4 separate regions of the Homo sapiens genome follow, and all the other regions are linked to region 2. Evidence: chromatin contacts called from ENCODE Hi-C or POLR2A ChIA-PET data. All regions are on one chromosome and are shown on one strand. Each heading gives the region's core, a stretch centred on a gene start or an enhancer-like site at or near the end of the contact. The rest is flanking DNA. Distances are from core to core; before and after follow the strand shown. Region 1 overlaps LINC00578 (long intergenic non-protein coding RNA 578). Region 2 overlaps TBL1XR1 (TBL1X/Y related 1). Region 3 overlaps LINC00578 (long intergenic non-protein coding RNA 578). Region 4 overlaps LINC00578 (long intergenic non-protein coding RNA 578).

Evidence for each region. A loop is a pair of places that touch in the nucleus more often than their neighbours do. ChIA-PET counts read pairs that join two places held with the same protein, here RNA polymerase II (POLR2A). Pooled maps may share reads with other maps.
Region 1: a map of vagina shows a loop between it and region 2 (7-fold over the local background). The contact joins two enhancer-like sites. A Hi-C loop is called at or near these places in 2 of 168 maps with a recorded cell type or tissue (cardiac septum and vagina) and 6 of 50 pooled maps.
Region 3: a loop to region 2 is called in a map of Calu3, with 3 times the contacts of the local background. The contact joins two enhancer-like sites. A Hi-C loop is called at or near these places in 5 of 168 maps with a recorded cell type or tissue (Calu3, PC-9, cardiac septum and 2 more) and 5 of 50 pooled maps. POLR2A ChIA-PET finds 5 or more read pairs at or near these places in 1 of 52 experiments (OCI-LY7).
Region 4: a loop to region 2 is called in a pooled map, with 2.4 times the contacts of the local background. The contact joins two enhancer-like sites. A Hi-C loop is called at or near these places in 1 of 168 maps with a recorded cell type or tissue (CD4-positive, alpha-beta T cell) and 4 of 50 pooled maps. POLR2A ChIA-PET finds 5 or more read pairs at or near these places in 2 of 52 experiments (activated B cell and activated CD4-positive, alpha-beta T cell).

Annotation. Positions count from the first base shown.
Region 1 is chr3:177,722,294-177,725,545 of GRCh38, reverse strand. All of the region lies in intron 3 of LINC00578 (long intergenic non-protein coding RNA 578), which reads right to left. Among named protein-coding and RNA genes, the nearest start is that of LINC02015, 93 kb to the left of the region's middle. Within about 2 kb of position 1,410, at least 21 of the 41 ENCODE cell types and tissues checked have a DNase peak (open chromatin) inside an H3K27ac peak, as active enhancers do.
Region 2 is chr3:177,049,254-177,052,599 of GRCh38, reverse strand. TBL1XR1 (TBL1X/Y related 1) reads left to right here. Exons shown (of 16, transcript NM_024665.7): 5 at 874-1,096; 6 at 1,990-2,122; 7 at 2,462-2,603. Among named protein-coding and RNA genes, the nearest start is that of TBL1XR1-AS1, 14 kb to the right of the region's middle. Within about 2 kb of position 1,624, at least 4 of the 41 ENCODE cell types and tissues checked have a DNase peak (open chromatin) inside an H3K27ac peak, as active enhancers do.
Region 3 is chr3:177,613,797-177,616,815 of GRCh38, reverse strand. All of the region lies in intron 2 of LINC00578 (long intergenic non-protein coding RNA 578), which reads right to left. Among named protein-coding and RNA genes, the nearest start is that of LINC00578, 170 kb to the right of the region's middle. Within about 2 kb of position 1,620, at least 9 of the 41 ENCODE cell types and tissues checked have a DNase peak (open chromatin) inside an H3K27ac peak, as active enhancers do.
Region 4 is chr3:177,692,657-177,695,976 of GRCh38, reverse strand. The region is part of intron 3 of LINC00578 (long intergenic non-protein coding RNA 578); the gene reads right to left. Among named protein-coding and RNA genes, the nearest start is that of LINC02015, 120 kb to the left of the region's middle. Within about 2 kb of position 1,541, at least 2 of the 41 ENCODE cell types and tissues checked have a DNase peak (open chromatin) inside an H3K27ac peak, as active enhancers do.

The DNA of each region.
Region 1 (3,252 bases), core at 161-2,660, 670 kb before region 2:
AGAGAAGGATGTGACTTGTAAGTACAGGAACACTTGGTATTTTCATTTACAATAATTTGCCTTTGGAGGTAGCTCTAGATATTAGGGACAGAAGGGCCAGGGAGCTGTGTCAGAAATGACTATTCACTTCCCTCAGGGAAAGAGACCCAACCACCTTAGATAAAAAGGGAAGAGGAGAAGAGGAAGTTAGACAAAACTGGGTTAAGGAGCAAGGCTGGAGAAATCTTCCTTCTCCACACAGGGACTAATTTTAGTAGTCAACTGTGCCAGTAATTTAACCCATGGCTCTTTCAATCCAAGGTTCTATTTGGAGAAGTTTTTTCTAGAAGCAAATTGACATTTGGAGCACAAAGGCAAGTGGATTAAGGCGAAATGATATGCAAAGCCAGGGTTTGGTTTTTTTGGGGTGGTGGTGGTGTTGTTGTTGTTGAGGTTTTTTTTGTTCTAAATACACATAGGGAAATATATTCACATGTACATTCTTCAGAAGGGCTCTTCCTTTTGCACAATAAATTGCTACCGTTTGCTTTAAAAAATATAAGATTCAACCCCAGGTACTCATTTTGTCACATCCTGGTGCCAAAATTCATATCAGGGATAAGTAGATAGAAAAAGAATTACTGCATCACAAATACATACATGGAGGAAGGGGAATTCTATTCACATGGATATTTCATGAAATAAAATGAAAGCAACTTCTGGAACCCAAGAGACCTTGGGTCATATCTTCATTTCAACCTCATAGTTGGAGGCCTCTGCACTGCAGTTTCCTCATCTCTAAATTGAGAGGAATATTATCTGCTTCTTACAGTTGTTATAAGGACACAAGGAGGCTATATGCTAAAATTTAGCCAACTGCTTTGCACATAGTATTTATTCTATGAAAAAGAATTATGTTGGCAGGAACTTAGAAGGCCATAGGAAAGATCTTCACAAAACGAGTTTCCTGTTGGGGTGTGAGGGGTGGAGGTAATAGTGGTTGCCATAAAAACCAGTTTCCATATCACCAGATTTACTTGCCTCTCTCTCCCTGAAGTGAATGTTTCATCTGGCACTCAACAAAATGAATTGCTGGGCCCCTGGTCGAGTGCAAATCCAGCATCTATTATTGGCATCTTTCTTAATGTCTTTAACACCATCAAAAAAGTGGAGCAACCAGCCAATTGGAGACTGTTCAACACTAAATAAACATTTGGAATAGGGCCATGCCTTTTGCAAAATTACAATCTGCTTAAAATAGCCTCAGAGGTCAGTTTTAAATATGCTCCATTGGATATCCACTTTTGTTTACTTCTATCCAAAGGCAGTTTGGGGGCAAGCAACTTAGACAGCTGCTTGGGGCATCAAGCACTAAGTGCAGACACTGCTGTTCCTTGGACAAGACGTGCTGCGCCCTGCTTCTATTTTAAAAGTCCTCCAGCTACAGTTGCCAGAGAAGGCAAGGGCCGTTGAGCAAGTGTACAGGCCTTACAAATGATATTTCAGGAAGGAAGTGGATAATACGGGCAGGAAGAGAGATTGGCTTACATTTCTGATCTGGAACGCTATTTGGTCTTTAACTGTTACTACCCCAAACAAAATTATTTCTTGGTTTTCTGACAGATAGATAGATGGATAGGTAGGTAGATACATAGATAGATAGATACATAGATAGATAGATAGATAGATAGATAGATAGATAGATAGATAGCAAAAACCCCTTAAAAGCGTATTAAAAAGTTACATGTCTCAAAAAAACACTTTAAGCAATTAGTTTTAAATGTAAGATATCCCTCATATTTTCATATTTAGTAAAATAATAATAATGCTATCAGATATGCTCTTTTGGCTGAAAAAAATTAATTGCCAAGAAGAGAACTTCCAGACATTGACGAGGATGGTAAATTTATTATTGAAACACCGTTAGAAATATTTAACACCAAGTGTTCTGAATAAACTAGTTTTCATATTCTCCACTAATTCATCTCAAAAATGAGGACAAAGAGACCTGGATCTAGCAAGTAAGAATGTTCTTAAACATCCAGAATATTATATTTGAAAAAAGAAAAAATTATTCTGAGAAAATCTGCCTTGTCTACTCAAGCAAGCCTGAACTGATTCCACTTCACTGAATGTTTATATAATATATAATTACTCCACTCCATTCAGGAGCTAAGTATACACAGCTTGTGTTTGGTCCCAATTGTTTTAGGTATGTTTGTTTCCTCGACTAGATAGTAAGCATTCTGAGAAAAGTGGCTGTATATTATATTTATTCCATACTTTTTGGTTACCTGTTTAGTGCTTGGTACATAGAAAGCCTTCAGTAAATAATTGCTGAATGAAAAAAATATATTGCTACAGTTTGCAGTGTCTCTAATAATAAATATCTCTTCAACTAGTATTATAGTCAACATGTAGGCATATCAGAATCATCTAGGAGAGCATTTAAAACATTCCTATGCCCCATGCTAGAAGTTGGTTTTAAAACAAAGACAATAGAGTTATGCCTTTGTCATGAAGGAGCTTAAAAATCTAGGGTAGAAGGCAGGCATCATAGATAAAGAAATACGATTCAAAATTACTTCAGATAGACAAGTTACATCTCCATTGATCATACTGCAGTTTCTTTAGTTACCTATAATTTCTGAAGATATACTATGGTAATCTTAATTGGACCCGCATATTCCCTAAGCCTTCTTCAATAACTTATTTACTAACAGTCCTCTAAGATAGAGTTATTTTTGCAGATGTCTAAATTCATCTGTTGTATGCTGATGCTAACTAGTTTTGCTTACAGAAGGGAGTCCTCTTTATGCATTCTAGGGAAAAATAGCATGCATGAAGTAGCTTTATGTCTATAACACAATATACTATATTAACACTATGCATTCCAGCAAAGATAAAATAACATAGATCCATTTTATCTTCCCACCTGAAACAAATAAAAAGCTGGAAAAACCAGCTCTCAAGATATTTGACATTGTGCAAAGAAGGATCGTGATTCCTGAGACATGTGGAACAAAGGAGATGAGTCCTGCAAATGCCCCCAGCGTACTCCCTGGAGAAAGATTCCAGGCTGTGCTGCAGGGAAAGGGAATCCAGGCAGAGCAGCCAGACTATCTGAGTTGAGGAAAAGGAGATGAGAGTCCAGAGAAGCCAGAGAGAAAACTTTCAAGATTTGCAGAGAGTCTCCATCAAGTATTCAGCTAAGTACTGATGAGCAAATGAGAATGAGAAAATTACCCAAAAAGATTTGAGGGATCAGTGCCC
Region 2 (3,346 bases), core at 375-2,874:
AAAATGTGTGTAAATTTGACATGGCGCTTATTCCACAGTGTATCTGTGTTGGGTTTAGTATCTTAAAAATTATTTATAAGTTAAAATACTTTCTCCTGTTCCTGAAATATTACATTACAATGGACAGTTTAGAAAGACAGGCTGTGTTTTTGCAGCTCACAGTACCCTGCAATAACACTGTAGATTGTCACTGGTACATGTTTACCAGTTTAAGTGAACCAGACTTCACATATGCATGTTCCCAGCTAATTTGTACTGTTTGTATTTCTGACTTGTTCTGTGTTTGTGTCTCTTCTTGTGCTTACTTGGAGAACTCTTTATTAGGAACTTCCTAATATCAATAAGTAGAGCTTTGGAAATTTTAATAACTCCCTAATATTCAAGAGCACTATAGCCCCATGAAGTCTGTTTCTGCTTTAATATTTGAATCAAATCACAAGAAACTCTTCAGCTCAAAGTTTTTAGTTTTTTAAAAGATGTATTTACTATAATGGGGCACCAGGCCTCTGATCATTATATGAACTATATTCCATATTGTTTGTTGCTTTGACTAACAGAATTTCAGAATCTAATTAATAAGCCTTTTTATCAGCTCGGCCTACATCTTATTATCTCTTTCATTTCAGCTCTATCTGTACAGCTCTATACTGTAATAATAGTATGAATTAAATGAAAAGGAAAATGTAAGCAGTCATTTCCAGTTGCTGCTTGTAGTTTCTTTATTCCCTCCGGACTTCTTATATGAATTCAGAAAGTTCCTAAAAATGTTTTTTTAGGAACGAAGATTTTCATTTCATTTCTGATTTTGTATAAATACAAATAACTTTAAATATTGCCTTTGATTTTTCTTCTCTCACAATTTTCCAAATCCAGGATGGTACCTTGTTTGATGGTCGACCAATAGAGTCTCTGTCCCTGATAGATGCCGTAATGCCTGATGTAGTACAAACAAGACAACAAGCTTATAGAGATAAGCTTGCACAGCAACAGGCAGCAGCTGCTGCAGCTGCCGCAGCTGCAGCCAGCCAACAAGGATCTGCAAAAAATGGAGAAAACACAGCAAATGGGGAGGAGAATGGAGCACATACTATAGCAAGTGAGCTCAGACAAGAATTTTTTTTTAATTACATGGTTTATTTATTTATTTTTTTAAACTTTTAATTCGGGGTACATGTGCAGGTTTGTTATATAGATGAACTCATATCACAGGGGTTTGTTGTACAGACTATTTCATCACCCAGGTACTAAGCCTAGTGCCCAATAGTTATTTTTTCTGATCCTCCTCTTCCTCCCACCCTCCACCCCCCAGGAAGGTCCCAGGAGACAAGAATTTTTAAAAATTTTTTCTCAGAAGAAATGCCCCATCTTCTATGCTGAAATAATTTCATCTGTTAACTTGCACCAACTTGTTTCCCTAACTTGTATCACACAGTTCAATTCAGATTTTTATTCCTAAAGCTCCAAAAAGCTAGATTTACTTTTATTTTCTTTTTAAAATATCTAGAAACCCTTTTCCCATTGTTAAATGAATTTTTACATCTACATTTGATTTCTAAATAAAATTTGTAATACTAGTTATCAACAAATAACCATAGAGCTCTGACATCGAGATAAAAGGCAACTCATGTTATATGAATGATATCAGCAACCCCTACTGGCAGAAACTCAGAATAGTACTGATAGACATTATATTTAATTCAAACCATTTTATCGTTTTATCCATGTTTAGGTCTAATCATTTAAAGTCTCCCATCCCACTCCCACCCCCACCCCTCTAAAAAAAAAGTATGTGGTCAATACTTAATTAAAGATAAGAATTTATTTTCTGTGTGACTAAGACTGTGTAGTCATGTTCAGCTTAACTGGATATAATTGAAAAATGTTACACTGTGTGCGATAAAGGAAGGTATTTGCTAGTTAAGAAATCACCCATCCACCATGTTGTAATACTGCCTAACTGGAAATGCTTACTTGTGTTTCACGATGCAGATAATCATACTGATATGATGGAAGTGGATGGGGATGTTGAAATCCCTCCTAATAAAGCTGTTGTGTTGCGGGGCCATGAATCTGAAGTTTTTATCTGTGCCTGGAACCCTGTTAGTGATCTCCTAGCATCAGGGTATGTTTCTCAAAGTGATACTAAAATGACTTAAAAATATCTTATTGAACATTTTATAAACATATGCATTATTCAGGTTTTCTGTTGTTGCTTAGTTGTGGCCATTTTGTCTCTGTAAATTTTTTATTCCTTCATGAAGTAATTGTAGAATTTTTAATTAAACTTACTATTTCGAGAATGCTTGGGGGTCCCAACGTGTAGAATGGGAAAAATACTGGAAATGAAAATTCGTGATAGTCGTTTTTATTTGCCTTATTAATATTCAGATGTAAATATGTTGCCTTGTTCTGATACGTGAGAATGTCATGAGGATCTAAAATATATTGCATACTTTTATAGGTCTGGAGACTCAACAGCAAGAATATGGAATCTTAGTGAGAACAGCACCAGTGGCTCTACACAGTTAGTACTTAGACATTGTATACGAGAAGGAGGGCAAGATGTTCCAAGCAACAAGGATGTCACATCTCTAGATTGGAATGTGAGTATCACTATATCCATGATGGATATAATTACTAGTATACCTAACCCTCAGAGCCTCATACTCACGGCAGGGTTTGTCTATTTGTTCAGAATTTGGGGTTTTATTAACTAGTAACAACAAACCGGGAGTCGTCCCCTGCCAGCCCTCTCCCCCACTGTGGGACACAGACTTGCCTTAGTCAGACCAAGGTTCAACATCCAGCTCTTCAGTGTATCCCACAGCATATCCTTGGTTAAATTGTTACTTTTTACTCTGTACTTCATTTTCTTTAAATGTCAAGTAGAAGTGTGAAAATGGTACCTAAATATTTGAGATAATAGGTGAAAATTCTTACCATAATAACAAACAACATACTAAATCTATAACAACCGAGTCCTTAGGGGATAAAAGAATTCTGTGTAGCAAAAAACATGTTCTTGTTTTTCTCTGTATTCTGTGAACTGGTAGAACTTTATTACCAATTTCCTTTTAGGGATCATTAGTCTAGACAACGTCTGAATTTTATTCCCACTGTAGGAATCTTGTAATTCTCTGATTCTGTGTATGATTCAACATCTTTCAGGACAACTTGACTACTGTGACTTACAAAAAACTTTGACTTCGTTGTTGATAAATTCTCACCATTATAGTTTTAAATACATCTCTTACCTCGCTCCGCTACCCCCTGCCCCTCCCCCAAAACTCTTAGATTATTTCAGCATTGCAAAGAATATCAAGATAGTTGTTCTTTGCTCAGCAAA
Region 3 (3,019 bases), core at 371-2,870, 560 kb before region 2:
GAGGTGGAGGTTGCAGTGAGCTGAGATCGGGCCACTGCACTCCAGCTTGGGCGACAGAGGAAGGATCCATCTCAAAAAAAAAAAGAAAAGAAAAGAAAAGAAATGTATTTCTCATAGAGTGCATGTGACAGAGAGGGAGAAAGAGCAAGACAGTGATGCAGCAGAACTTGCTTTTACGACAAACCCACTCTCGCAATAACTAATCCACTCCTGCAATAACAATATTAAGCCATTCATGAGGATAGAGCCCTCCTGACCTAATTACCTCCTGTGAGGCCCCACCTTCCAAGACTGTTGCATTGAGATTACATTTCCAACACATGAACTTTTGGGGGACACGTTCAAACCGTAGCATTTGTCTAGCAACTTCCTAATGTTCACAACTCAGATCCTGCCTCCTAGATTTCCCTCTGCACTCCCATGCTATTTTTTGAAACCTATAATTCCATCGCTAAAACCAAGTCAAAGACAACCATACCTTTGTTTCCTCATCTGCAGGAGGTGATAACCGATAGTATTCATAGAGGCAAAATAAATTAATGCCATGTAAGAACAGCATGTAAACCATAGTATCATAAAAGTATTCACTATCATTATTCAAGTAATTTTCACATAGTAGGTCACCAATATCGGATCATTGAATAAAACATATACCTTGTTCAATAGATATATCAGAATTTATACATCCAAAGGTTTGTTAGCCTCTTTCATAAAATGAGCTACAATCTCACTTCATAAGTTAAAAATAAACATTCATTGAATCTAAGCTACAGCTTTATGCATTGAAAACATTACCAACTTATTTACATAGCACATTAAAATTTTACAAAGCACATTTACAGGGAGAGAATTAATTTAATTTTCTTCCACACTATGTGATACAGCTCTAGTGCCAATCATAAATGACAAACCCTTAATACATTTGCCCATCTGGGCTCCTCTTTCCAAAGTACCTAAGTATCTAGTGAGGTGCAGTGGCTCATGCCTATAAATCCCAACATTTTGGGAGACCGAGGCAGAAGGATCATTTGAGCCCAGTAGTTCAAGACCAGCCTGGGCAACATAGGGAGACTCCCATCTCTACAAAAAATTAAAAAATTAGCCAGGCATGGTAGCACATGCTTGTGCTTCCAGCTACTCGGGAAGCTGAGGTAGGAGGATTGCTTGAGCCCAAGAGGCCAGGAGGTTGAGGCTGCAATGAGCCATGATCATGCCACTGCACTCAGTTTAGGAAACAGAGAGAGACCTTGTCTAAAAAAAAAAAAAAAACAAAAACAAAAACAAAAAAAACAGTTCTAAGTTGTAGTTGAAATCTGCAGTAACTGTTTAATCAATGAGCTTCTAATGGTCTTTTTATTATGATTATCAAATGTCTATGCAAACATTTCTTCCTCTGAACTTCACCCTCCTGAAAAGGGGCAACTGTGAATGACTATTCCCTTTCTATACCAGTTCCAATAGCACAGTGGAGAGGGGAGGGAAAAATAAACACACACATTTCTAACTTTCCAGCCTACTGACTGGTCTGCCCTTTCCCCTGGCCAACATCCTCAAAAATATGATAATGAAGTGGTTTGTGTGATTGTGAAAGAGTGTGTGCGTTTCCCTGGGCTGGAGCCAAGGGAGAGAAAGAAGGTATCCAAACACAGCTGCAGTTACCTCTCCCCGCTCAGTCATTTCAGGGAAATGGACTCAGCATATCTGGAAGGAGGTCAACTGGGGGACAAAATAAAAGGCTCTCTTGGTTGGTTGGTTCTGCACAGATCCTGAAAGCAGGCTTCAGGCCTATACTATAACAATCCCTCTGACTTTGGCAATAAAATGAAGGAGAAACATCACAGAAAATACCAAAGGAAGAACCAGTCAAATCCCATTATCACAAACTCCCAGAAATTTGTTTAATTATTTTAATATTTTCAATATAGCTGACTGGAGTGAACATTAGTTAACATGAGTAAGTGATAAATTGGATCTAAATTGTCATTTGTATCTATAGAGATGTTGCTATAAAGAAGTATGTCCAAGTTAGATTTTCACCTAGGCAGGTTGGGAAAAAAAAGATGAAAAAATATGTGCATTCTAACTATTTTCTACAAACTATATACATAGTAGATTATTCCATTGTTGACACTTCTGAATCATATGGCCATGGAAATTAAGGGGATCCCTTAATTGAACCCCTCAATTGAAAGAGGAGCAAACTAAAGCACAGAGTACATTGTCCATATAAACAACCACTTAGGGCTGCCATCTTCAATGGGAAGGTCTCTCTCAAGTTATAGACTGAAATCTAAGTCTGGCCCAGCATTCACTGGGCACCTTATTTTCTACCTACATTTTCATAAGATGTATCACAAACTTCAGCAATTATTTGTTGTGTACTATCTGCTATATATTTATGCAAGTTAACATTGAAATAATAAAATGAGAAGCCATTAGACAGGAACCCTGGGTTCCTACCTAAGGAAACTAAAACCTAGCTCAGCCTCATTTCATGCAAGAGGCTAATTTAAAAGAAATGAAACTTAAGCTCAACCAATCACATAGCCAACTGGGCATTGATTATTGTCTTGAACTTCCCACCAAGATAGTCCAAATAGGGCAATTTTCCAAACTTCAACCAATCAAATAATTTCTTTGCTCTGCTTTCTCATTCACCCTGTAAAAGCTTTTCCATCAACCACCTCTGCTGAAGCCCTGAACCACTTCCAGTCTAGAGCTGTCCAATTCATGAATTGCTGTCTGCCCAAATAAACTCTTTAAAGGTTTAATCTGCTAAAGTTTCTCTTTTAACATTAATCTTCTATTTAACATTACTATAAACTCCTTGAAGGCTACCACTATGGCAAAATGATTCTGAATCCTCCTGCTCCTGACACCTCCTGGGAACAGTGCTGAAAATCCAACATTGACTAAACCCCTTTCATTGGCAAATAGGCCCAGAGGGGCCAAGATGAGGGAGACAGACTCAAAAAAGCTCTTGTCCTCCTAAAGTTTAAAATGGAACAGGCAGAGCAAC
Region 4 (3,320 bases), core at 292-2,791, 640 kb before region 2:
TGAAAGGACTGAAAAATCTCCTATTGGAAACTATGTTCAATAGGAGAGATGGGATCAATAGAAGCCCAAACTTCAGCATTACACTAACCTAAATTTTTCTTAAAAATGAAGTAGTGAGAGTACCTCCCAACTCTAACATTCTATGACTCTACGACACTCTTCTTGACAAGGTGGAATAATTCATCCAATTTCTTGGGATGAAGTGAAAAGACAAGACAGTAACCAGCCACTATTTCAAAGATGAGCCATTAATTCTGCCCTGTGACCTCATATGTAATAGGCAGGCATTCATCCATGCAAAAGATCTTTACCATCTCTCTGTCAGGCCTGTATACAGAAATGTGGTTAAAACTTGGTTCCTAGGATGAGCTGCTTCTAGTCTAAGATACCTGTTATTACTTACGTATGTAGTTGCTTGGCATATCCTAAATAAACTTTCCTCCCTCCACCCCACAAAATGCAAGCCAGCCGGCCTTCCTACAAGCTCAAAGATAAATAAATATCCTATGGTTTTCAAAGAAGATCAGTCCTCTCTTTCTCTAAACCTATTCATACTTGCCTTAGTTCCCAATGATGACACCAGAATCTATTCCTAAATTTATAAATTTCCACAAAGTATATGGCAAATAAAATACCTTGTGTATTTAAACACCATAATCATTATTATAATTATACTTCAAGTTTGACCAATTAATTCTTCAATGATTTATCTAGAAAGAGTAAACATAAAAAACAAGTTTTTCACTCTAACTTTTGACCTCAATAGATACATCATTCTACAAAAATTCAAGAACCAAGAATGTTCAAGTTGTTTCCTAGCTTCCCTTCTCATGTTTAGGCTGGTCTTGAATCTTGTATGATATCTCATCTCCCTGGACTTACATTGTCCTCAAGTTTAAGAAAATAAGATATACAAAACATTACATTTCTTTAGCATTTCTCTATAGGGTCAACTACTCGATGCCACTGTGATCAGGGAGGAATGCAGGTCTTTTTACCTTTTTTTCTGGCTGAAAATATAATTATCTGCATTGGCATCATTCTTCAAAGCATTAGTTTCATATGGATTTCAGCACAAGCTTAAAAGCCACCAACTATTCTCTCCTTTGCAACTATTTCTTGGTTAGCAGCTGTAGTGAAAAAGTTACAATTCATGGGGGAATTAAGAAGAAACTTCTATTTGGAAATACACGAGAGCAGAAAGTCTTGAAGAAAACTAATTGGTAATCCAGCCAAAGAGGGTAATTCAGAGATAGATCTTTAAAGATATATATATGTATACACACACACACACACACACACACACACACATACACACACACACACACACAGAATTGAGGGAAATGACTATTCTTATCTGCTCTAGTGTTTTTTTTTTTTAAGGATAACATCCGTTCCAATTTTTTTCGAAGTACAGAGTTCCTTATTGTTTCTAGCTCATTTACTTTCCTCTGTCTCTCACAGAACCACACATTTCACCACTGTTTTGCATATGGGAGGCATAAACAAAAGCACGACATTTTAAGGCATGATCCCATGGGGCCTTCAAGAAGTTTATATTTCACTGGAAACTCTGAGAATCTTTTGCCCAGCTAAGAACATCTGCTTCCTCTTAGCAACTTTAAATGCACTTTGATCCTGACATCCTTCAGTATCACCCACACGATGTATTTGAGGTTTTCCTGAGTAAAACAGGAGAAAAGAGTGACATTTGAGTTGGGGGCAAAGTGCCACTTTCCAGGAGACATTTAACTAAAGCTTTTGCTCAGGAATAAAAAACATAGCTTTAGTGTGGCTTATTTTTGGTTCTTCCTTAGAAACCTATATCTGTAATAACACTTAGCATCTATGTAACATTTTTAAAACATTAAACAAATTACTCCTCAACAAACCCTTTGTTGGTAAGTCAATTAGGTAGAATATAATTTGCAGATGCAAAACCAAGAAAATCAGCAGGCCAAATTAGAATCCCATTGTTTACTCCATGCTTCCCATTATCCCTCTCCCCAGACCACCAAGAGTTTCCATATGTCAGCACGATTTTATTCAAGATCATCTACAGACAGTCACACACTGCATTAAAACACTTCAGTCAACAACGGACCTCATATACAACAGAGGTCCCATAAGATTATAATGAAGCTGAAGAATCCCTATTGTCTAGTGACACCGCAGCCATCACAATGTCCTAGTACAATTCATTAGTCACATGTTTGTGGGGAGGCTGGTGTAAACAAACCTACTGTGCTGCCAATTGTATAAATGTCTAGCACATAGTTACGTACAGCACATTATACTGGGTAATGATAATAAACCACTATATTACTGGTTTATATATTTACTACCCTACATATTTTACTGTTTTTTTAGAGTATGCTTTCTCTACTTATTAGAGGAAAAAGTTAACTGTAAAATAGCCTCAGGCAGGTCCTTCAAGAGGCATTTCAGAAGAAGGCACTGTTATCACACAAGATGACAGCTCTGTGCATGTTATTGCCTCTGACCTCCCTGAGATACACGGCGTGGAGTTGGAAGACAGTAATATTGATGATCCTGACTCTGTATAGACCTAGGCTAATGTGTGTGCTTGTGTCTTCGTTTTTAACAACAACAAGTTGCAAAAGTAAAAATAAAGATTTTAAAAATAGAATAAGGATACAAAAAGAAAATATTCTTATATAGTTGTACAATGTACTTGGCTTTTAAGCTAAGTGTTACTACAAGAGTAAAAAGGCTTTTTTAAAAATTAAAGAGTTTATAAAGTTTAAAAATTTACAGTAAGCTCAGATTAATTTAAAGAAAGAAAATGTTTTAATACATTTAGTGTGTCCTAAGTATACAGTATTTATAAAGTCTGCAGAAGTGTATAGTAATGTCCTAGTCCTTCACATTCACTCACCACTCACTCACCCAGAACAACTCCCACTCTTACAAGTTTCATTCATGGTAACTACCCTGCAGGTACAAGTATACCATTTTTTTGTCTTTTATGCCATATTTTTACTGTACCTTCTCTATGTTTAGATAGGAAAAATGTTTTTCATTGTGTTATAGCTGCCTATGGTATTCAATATATAACCATGTTGTGCAGGTTTGTAACCTAGGAGCAATAGGCTATATCGTATAGCCTCAGTGTTTAGTATGCTATGCTACCTAGGTTTAAGTACATTCTATGATGTTGGCACAATGACAAAATTGCCTAACGACCCATTTCTCAAAATGTATCCCCATTGTTAAGCAACATATGACTACAGTAACATTATCATGTGATAATTATCTATTTCAAATGTATAATACTCCAACAGCTACATTACTTTGGT